2 separate regions of the Homo sapiens genome follow, and region 2 is linked to region 1. A link is a contact called in ENCODE Hi-C or POLR2A ChIA-PET data. All regions are on one chromosome and are shown on one strand. The core of a region is the stretch at or near the end of the contact, and the rest is flanking DNA. Distances in the headings are between cores, read along the strand shown. Region 1 holds the start of PRADX (PRC2 and DDX5 associated lncRNA). Region 2 holds the start of TSPAN32 (tetraspanin 32).

Region 1 (3,355 bases), core at 621-3,120:
GCAGGCGGGGCCCCCAACAGCCACTGCTGCTCCCCCTCCCTTGCCCTCCCAGGCTCCTGCCGGTGACTCTCCGCCAGCAGCCCCCACAGCGGGTTCCTGGTACATCCTCCCAACCCCAAGCCTCCCCAAGCCCTCGGCCTGCTGCAGGGACCCTGTGCAGCCCCAGGTCCAGCCCTCAACACCTGCTGGCACCTCAAACCCAATGTGCCAAAAAGAGCCCGATCGATCTGCCCTGTCCTCCCTCCCACTCATTGTGGCCTGACTCCGGGGACCCCTGCCCCTGTACCCCCTGGGTTTGAGGCTGTCCCTCCAGCCTGCACACAACCAGGCCCATTCCCAGACCCCTCCTCACCCTGCTGACTGCCCCGGCCACCTGAGGGCTGGGGTTGGGCTGGGATCACCGAGCCCTCCCTTTCAACCACATACCCACGGTGGGTGAACCCCACACCCTGGCACCCTCGAGTCCTGGGAAAGGCCCCAGAGGGACTCACCGACACAGTGTCCTGGCTCAGGTACCCGGAGAGGCTGCCCGAGCCATAGTGGATGTCAAACGAGGTACCATTCTTCACGTAGGTGCTGGACTTGTCGCTGTTGTACTTGTGGTGGATCCCTGCCCCGGGCGACAAGGGGGCCCGCCGGTCATCCCGCAGCCCACGCCACGGCCTTAGCCCTCCCATCCCCCTACAATCTACCATGGAGCCCGCACCCCCCAAGCTGCCTCCCCAGGGTGGGATTTGGAGGGGATCTGAGGCCCACCATCATGCCAGAGCCCCGGGACTGTGGGCTGTGACCCCGGGCCTCCCTCCCAGCCACAGCCGGCTCCCTCTGTGGCCACCCCAGCCCCAGCCCTGCTGAGAGCAAGACCACAGCTGGTGGTTCACCCAGAAAGTCAGTGGCTGGAGCAGGGTGGAGGGCTGGCCTGGCTCACGGGGCCAAGAGGCAGGAGAATTGCGTTGCCCAAGTGATTCCTGAGGCAGCCCTGCAGCGACATCCCGGAAGGGCAGGACCTGGGCGACGGGGCCAGGGTTCGTGACTCACAGCAAGCGATGTCCAGCAGTTTGCAGTGGATGGAGGGGACCCACAGGTTGGAGGAGCCCGTGTCGAAGACGACTGTGAAGCACTGGGGGGGCGTCCCGATGCCAATCTCCCCGTAGTACTGGGCCTGGCAGGGGACAGGGTCCGTCAGGGATGGGAGAGGGGGCCCCATCTCCCCACTGGGCCTCAGAAGGCCCGGCTGTCCCCAGAGCCAAGGCCCATACTGGAGGGAGGGGCATCACGGGGCCCACAGCTGCCAACAGCCACCCACTCCCACCTGCTCAGCCTGCAGGGAAGATGGGCCAGGTCCCCAGCCCTCGGTCCTAATGCCCACGGGTACTTGGGGTCTCTAGACCCCTGGCTTCTGTCACCTACCCCTGCTCAATACATGGTGAGGCTGAGGACTTCCCCACGGAAAAGACAAGGCCAGAGGTCAAGCCAGGGTGGGGACAGACGTGGCCCTCAGCCTGAGCCCCGGGTGCAGGAAAGCCCGGCCTGGAAGACTCCCCTGGTGGCCCGCAGTCCAAGGTCTGAGAAAGGAAGTGACTTCCTCCCCAGGTTGGGGCCATGTCAAGGTCTGATTCTGGGTGTCTCAGTGCCTGCCCTGCCCTCCAGGGTGAACCCCAGGCTTGGAGGGCTTCCAGGCAGAGGGGTTCAGCTGGTCAAGGGGAGAAGGTAAGCCTTACAATCACTGCCTGCCCAGCAACCCTGCCTTAATGGCCCAGGGCCTCAGTTTCCCCGTGTGTACACAGGGATAGCAGGCGCAGGTGGGGGTGCTGACTCAGGGATCAGGCAAGTACAAGGGGTCCCATGCCGCCGAGCCTCTCAGGAGGCAGAGAGTAAGAGGGTCCTGGAGTTTGGGGTCGCCTGGGCGCCCGCTTCCCCCAGGATTGGAGCCTGGGCCACCGTCAGCCACCAGATTCCTGGCACCAGCCCAGCCCAATGTTTCTCCAACCGCCTGGCTTCACGGAGCAGCAGCAGCTGCTGACTCATGGCCCCACAGAAGTGACCACTGGCAGGGGGACACTCAGCAAATTTCCATGTGTGTGTGTGCATGTGTGCGCATGCGTGCATCTGCTTGCTCGCGCGCTAGGACAATCAGGAACTGGCCAGTCGGGACCAGGCACACGGCGCCTGGTTCCCCCCAGGGCCCCCCTGGCCCAGTCACATGCCTGTGAGTCTTGGGCTTCCTGTCACAGCCAGGACTCGGGCCAAGCAGGACAGAGGGCAAGGCTCCCCCACAGTGGGCCAGAGCCCCGAGGCTGGACAGTAGGCCCTGGCCTCGAACTGACCCCATAGAGCTGGGACCAGGCTGACCAAGCCCCAGCTTGCTAGGTGGCTTCCAGAGTGCTCCACCTTGGATCCTGCTTCCCCCTGAAGGAGTAGTGGGCACAGGAGGGGCTGTTGCGAGAGGAAGAAGATGGGGAGGGGCTGGGGAGGCCACGAGTCACCACAGGCCTCCCAGCAGGACAGCAGTGAAAGGCTCCAGGTCAGCCGGCCACACTCAGGCAGGCCCAAGGACCGCCCCCTCAGGCGAGCTGGCACCAAGGCCCGAGGCCACTCCCAATCACCCTCCCAGGCCCTAGCAGGACCAAGACCCTGCAATGACAGGGGCCAGTGGCAGGAGGTTCCAGAATGGGGAAGAAAGGAGTGTGGCTGAGCCGGGACGCCACCGTGGCCAGGTGAGCCACTCAAACTGCGCTGCTGAGAACAGGAGGTGGGAATGTTCCCCATACTGCCACGGAGCTCTCCTGACAGTGGCTCCGCTTGCAGCAGGGCTAAGACCTCATACTCACGTCCATGTAGTTCTTGAGCACCTCGGGAATGGGCCCCTCGGTCACGGCTGGCACCGCCTGGGAGTACTTTGAGACGGGGCCTTTGGCAATCAGGTCCTCCACAGAGCCCCCAACCTCCGACATGGTCCGGCGGATGGACGTGAACTTGTGCAGCGGGATCCTGTCAACCACGGGTCGGGGCATATCAGGGAGGCCCTCCCGCCTGCCGGCCGACGCTGCCAATGCTGCACATCCACCTGGAGGCCCCTGGGGAATCTCAGAGTCGCCACAGCCAAAACCAAACTCCTGCCTGTCACCTGGAAACTGCTGGCCCAGCTCCCCCAAGTCAGTGAATGGCAACCCATTGCCCCCCGCCAGGTTGCACAGGCCACAGTCCTAAGAAGTGGTCACCCGCCACCCACCTCAGCCCCACACACCCAACCTGGGGGCCAGTGTGCCCAACCCTCCTCTCCTCAGCCATTCTGGAGGCTCCAAAGCCCCCAAGGGTCTCCCGTCCTCCCTCTGCACCTGCGCTGGTCTCTTCC
Region 2 (3,355 bases), core at 1-2,500, 540 kb after region 1:
ACAATTCTAGGGGCGAACCAGACATAGCCAAGAGCAGCTCATCTTCCCTGGAGAGGACGGGCTGCCCACTTGCACAGCCCGGGGGCCTCCTGCCCCTAGACCTGGTACCTTCACTCTTGTTGCCACCCCTACATTCATACCTGCGCCCCAGTCTGAGCCACACCTAGGCCCCCAGCTGAAGTGACACTGTGGGTGCCAGGCATCTGAGGTCTCCACAAGCCCCCACAGACTCAGGGTGGGAATTCCTGGGGGCCAGAGCTGCAGAGGGTGCTGCCTGGGGGTGCTGGGCTGGACGGGGGTCCTGGTTGTCCCTCCTGGTTCTCCTGGTTCTCCCTCCGCAGAGGGAGGGAGGCGGTGGCCTCAGCAGTTCCTCCAGCAGCGTTCCTGAGCGGGCGGCAGCTGGGCCCTCTTCCCACAGCCACGCTGGGGTTGCCATGCCTGCAGGTCTTGGGGCCCCCTCCCCCTTGATGAGGTCCTGACCAAATGCAGGAGGAGCAATTCCAGCACCGAGGGGCGAGCAGAGCCGCCTGTTAGCACTCCTGGGAGGGCCCGGAGTGGTCCCTGAATGATGGATTCACCTGGAACATTTTCACCCTCTTCAGGCCCACCCTGCCCCAGAGGCCCACGGAAACCCTGCCTGTACTGGGGCCGCAGCGCTGCCCCCACCCATACGTAATTACACGGCTCGGTGTAATTGCAAATTCGAGGTTTACAAAGCCTCCCCCTGGAGGCCCCACGTGAGTGTGAGCGAGGCCCCAGCCCACCCCTGTGGCCCCAAGAAGGCTCTGCGACAAAATATCCATGAGTGCCGCCCACGAAGGCATTAAAACCAACGACCTTCTCAAAACTTAAGCTGTCACAGGACATTTCAAAGGGTGTTTCCTAAGAACACCTCAATAATGATGTTCCAAGGAGACCCCATCCAAATTCCTCCAAGGATTACGCCCCCAAGGCCCAGTCCACACTTGCTCACTCCCAGGACGGGGAGCTCACCTCCTCCTCCCCGGGCGCCGTCTCCTCCACATCCCACACCAGGTCCTGCCCATGACTTTCCCCCTCTCAGCGCCGTCCTCAGTGGCCACACCAAGAACGAGGCCATGTCTTCCTGGGAAGGGCCTCAGATGTCAGCAAATGCCCTGGTGTCTTGGGCTGGGCTGGGGGCACCAGGGTGAGGTGGTGGGGGGAGCCAACCTCACTGCCCCTCCCCTTCCTGCCTGCCCTTCTTCCGGGGCACCCAGCAGCTCGGTCCTAGGGCGATGTTGACAGACAGACAGAGGGGCGGATGCAGCCTACCTCCTGGGCAGTGAGCTGCGGTCTGAGGCCCCTGCCCAGCTGGAAACCACAGGGAGGGGAAGGGAGGGGAGGAGAGGAGAGGAGAGGAACCGTCATGGGGCCTTGGAGTCGAGTCAGGGTTGCCAAATGCCAGATGCTGGTCACCTGCTTCTTTATCTTGGTAACAGGCAGGTCGGGCAGGAGTGGGTGGTGGGTGGGGGTGAGCAGGGGTGAGGGGTGGCAGGGCCTCAGCACAGGGATTATCCCTCCCCTGACACACACACCAGCCCTACTGTCCCTGTCCTGCCCTTGCAGACATGTGTCCTGCCCTTGCAGACAGCCGCAGGCAGGCAGGGACCACCATGAGCAACCCCGTCTCTCCTCCTGAGGGGCAGCACAGAGCCTGGAGGAGGCCTGAGTGGGGCTGAGGCCTGGGGCGAGCTGGGGTGGAGGGGCACTGGCTGCCGGGCTCCAGGGATCTTCTCCCCTTCCTGCCCCGGAGGGTGCTGGCACAGGGGTGGGGCTCACTCCCACTCCGTAGACACAATGATCAGAGGTCCTGGGTGTCTGGGGAAGCTGGGCTGTGCGTGTATGCGTCTACCATGTGGGGGTGCCTGTGAGTGTGCTGGGGCGTCTGCAGTGAAGGCCTCCTGAGACCACTCCACGGAAACACCGGGAATCCCTGCAGCTGAGCCTGTCTCTCACGGGACCGGGAAGCTGGAGAGAGCCCCAACCCTGCCCGCTGGGGCCGAGCTCCCTGCTCCTGCAGCAGTCCCATGCCCCACACTCTGAGTCTGCCCTATCCACAGCTGCTGGGCCTCTCTGTGGCCACCATGGTGACTCTTACCTACTTCGGGGCCCACTTTGCTGTCATCCGCCGAGCGTCCCTGGAGAAGAACCCGTACCAGGCTGTGCACCAATGGGGTAAGTGAGGTCCAGGCCTGGCTGCATCGGGAGGGGCCTCGGGTGCAAGGGTGGCTGGCACGAGCCCAGCTGGACGCCTCACAGCCAGAATGGTGCCAGGCCCTAGGCAGGAGCCAGAGGTGGTCAGGGGCAGGGAGGGGCTGCCCTGGAGTCCTAGCTCCCCTGGGCAGGGCCTCGGGTCTGGGTGACAGCCAGTGTTCCTGCCTGGTTCTCGTGCCCCACAGGAGCGTGGGCACAGTGTGGGTATATGTCGGGCAGGGTCAGGAAGTGGCTCTGTGCGGTCAGGACCTGGCTCTGTGCAGTCAGGGCTCAGTCCCAGGCAGGCCTGGGACTGGCCTGGGGCTGGGCACAGCAGGTCCATGAGGGCTCCACATGGCTGATGTTCCACTCAGGACCTGGGATGTGGGTGGGGAGGGGGTGGGGGCTGCTCTAGCCAGACGCCTCCCTGCAGGGACTCAGCAGCGACTTATCCAACATCCAGAGAGCGGGAGCGAGGGCCAGAGCCTGCTGGGGCCACTCAGGGGTAAGGCTGAGGAAGGCCCCTTTAATGAGGGGATGTCAGAGCCAGATCTGCAGGGGACTCTCAGGCAGGAGCTCAGGGGGCCCAGGAAGGCTGCAGCCCGGTGGGCAGATGTAGGGAAACTGAGGCCCAGGAGGTCAGGGATACTGCCTTAGAACCCAATGCTTTTCCCCAAGTCCTAGGACCAGGGCCTCCCTGGAGGAGGACGCCTGGGGCCCAGGTCCAGGTCCGGACTGATAAGATTACAGCTCCAGTCCGGCCACTTGTCACTAGGACATGGCAGGAGGATGCCTGGGGCCCAGGTCCAGGTCCAGACTGATAAGATTACAGCTCCAGTCCGGCCACTTGTCACTAGGGCATGGCAGGGAGCATGTGGCTTCCAAGATAGCCCCACAGGCATGGAGGGCAGGGAGGAAAAGAGGGAAGGAGGGGCAGTCCCCCAGGCTGAACGAGTCCCACCTCCCTCCTCCTTCCCTCAGGGCCGTCTGATGGAGAGACAGGCCCATTCAGAGCCCCCCAGGAGTCCCTCACGGCCCCTGACTCCCAAGTTAGATTTCACACCCAGGCTGTGTGCACTCAGGACCTGTCCTGGGCACCCCTAACCCTCCTCCTCTCTCCTCCCAACCAGCCTTCTCTGCG

What was found. Hi-C counts contacts between places; a loop is a spot of excess contacts on that map. ChIA-PET counts read pairs that join two places held with the same protein, here RNA polymerase II (POLR2A). Pooled maps may share reads with other maps.
Region 2: a map of heart right ventricle shows a loop between it and region 1 (9-fold over the local background). The contact joins the promoter of TSPAN32 here to the promoter of PRADX in region 1. A Hi-C loop is called at or near these places in 2 of 168 maps with a recorded cell type or tissue (heart right ventricle and naive thymus-derived CD4-positive, alpha-beta T cell) and 4 of 50 pooled maps. POLR2A ChIA-PET finds 5 or more read pairs at or near these places in 2 of 52 experiments (HEK293 and naive thymus-derived CD8-positive, alpha-beta T cell).

What each region holds. Positions count from the first base shown.
Region 1 is chr11:1,758,478-1,761,832 of GRCh38, forward strand. It overlaps PRADX (PRC2 and DDX5 associated lncRNA), which reads left to right and starts at 1,871. Exons shown (of 2, transcript NR_182291.1): 1 at 1,871-2,717; 2 at 2,842-3,355. CTSD (cathepsin D) reads right to left here. Exons shown (of 9, transcript NM_001909.5): 2 at 2,832-2,991; 3 at 1,039-1,162; 4 at 492-610.
Region 2 is chr11:2,300,763-2,304,117 of GRCh38, forward strand. TSPAN32 (tetraspanin 32) reads left to right here and starts at 1,251. Exons shown (of 10, transcript NM_139022.3): 1 at 1,251-1,453; 2 at 2,082-2,196; 3 at 3,345-3,355. The coding sequence starts at 1,388. It overlaps C11orf21 (chromosome 11 open reading frame 21), which reads right to left and starts at 1,156. Exons shown (of 4, transcript NM_001329958.2): 1 at 994-1,156. The coding sequence starts at 1,046.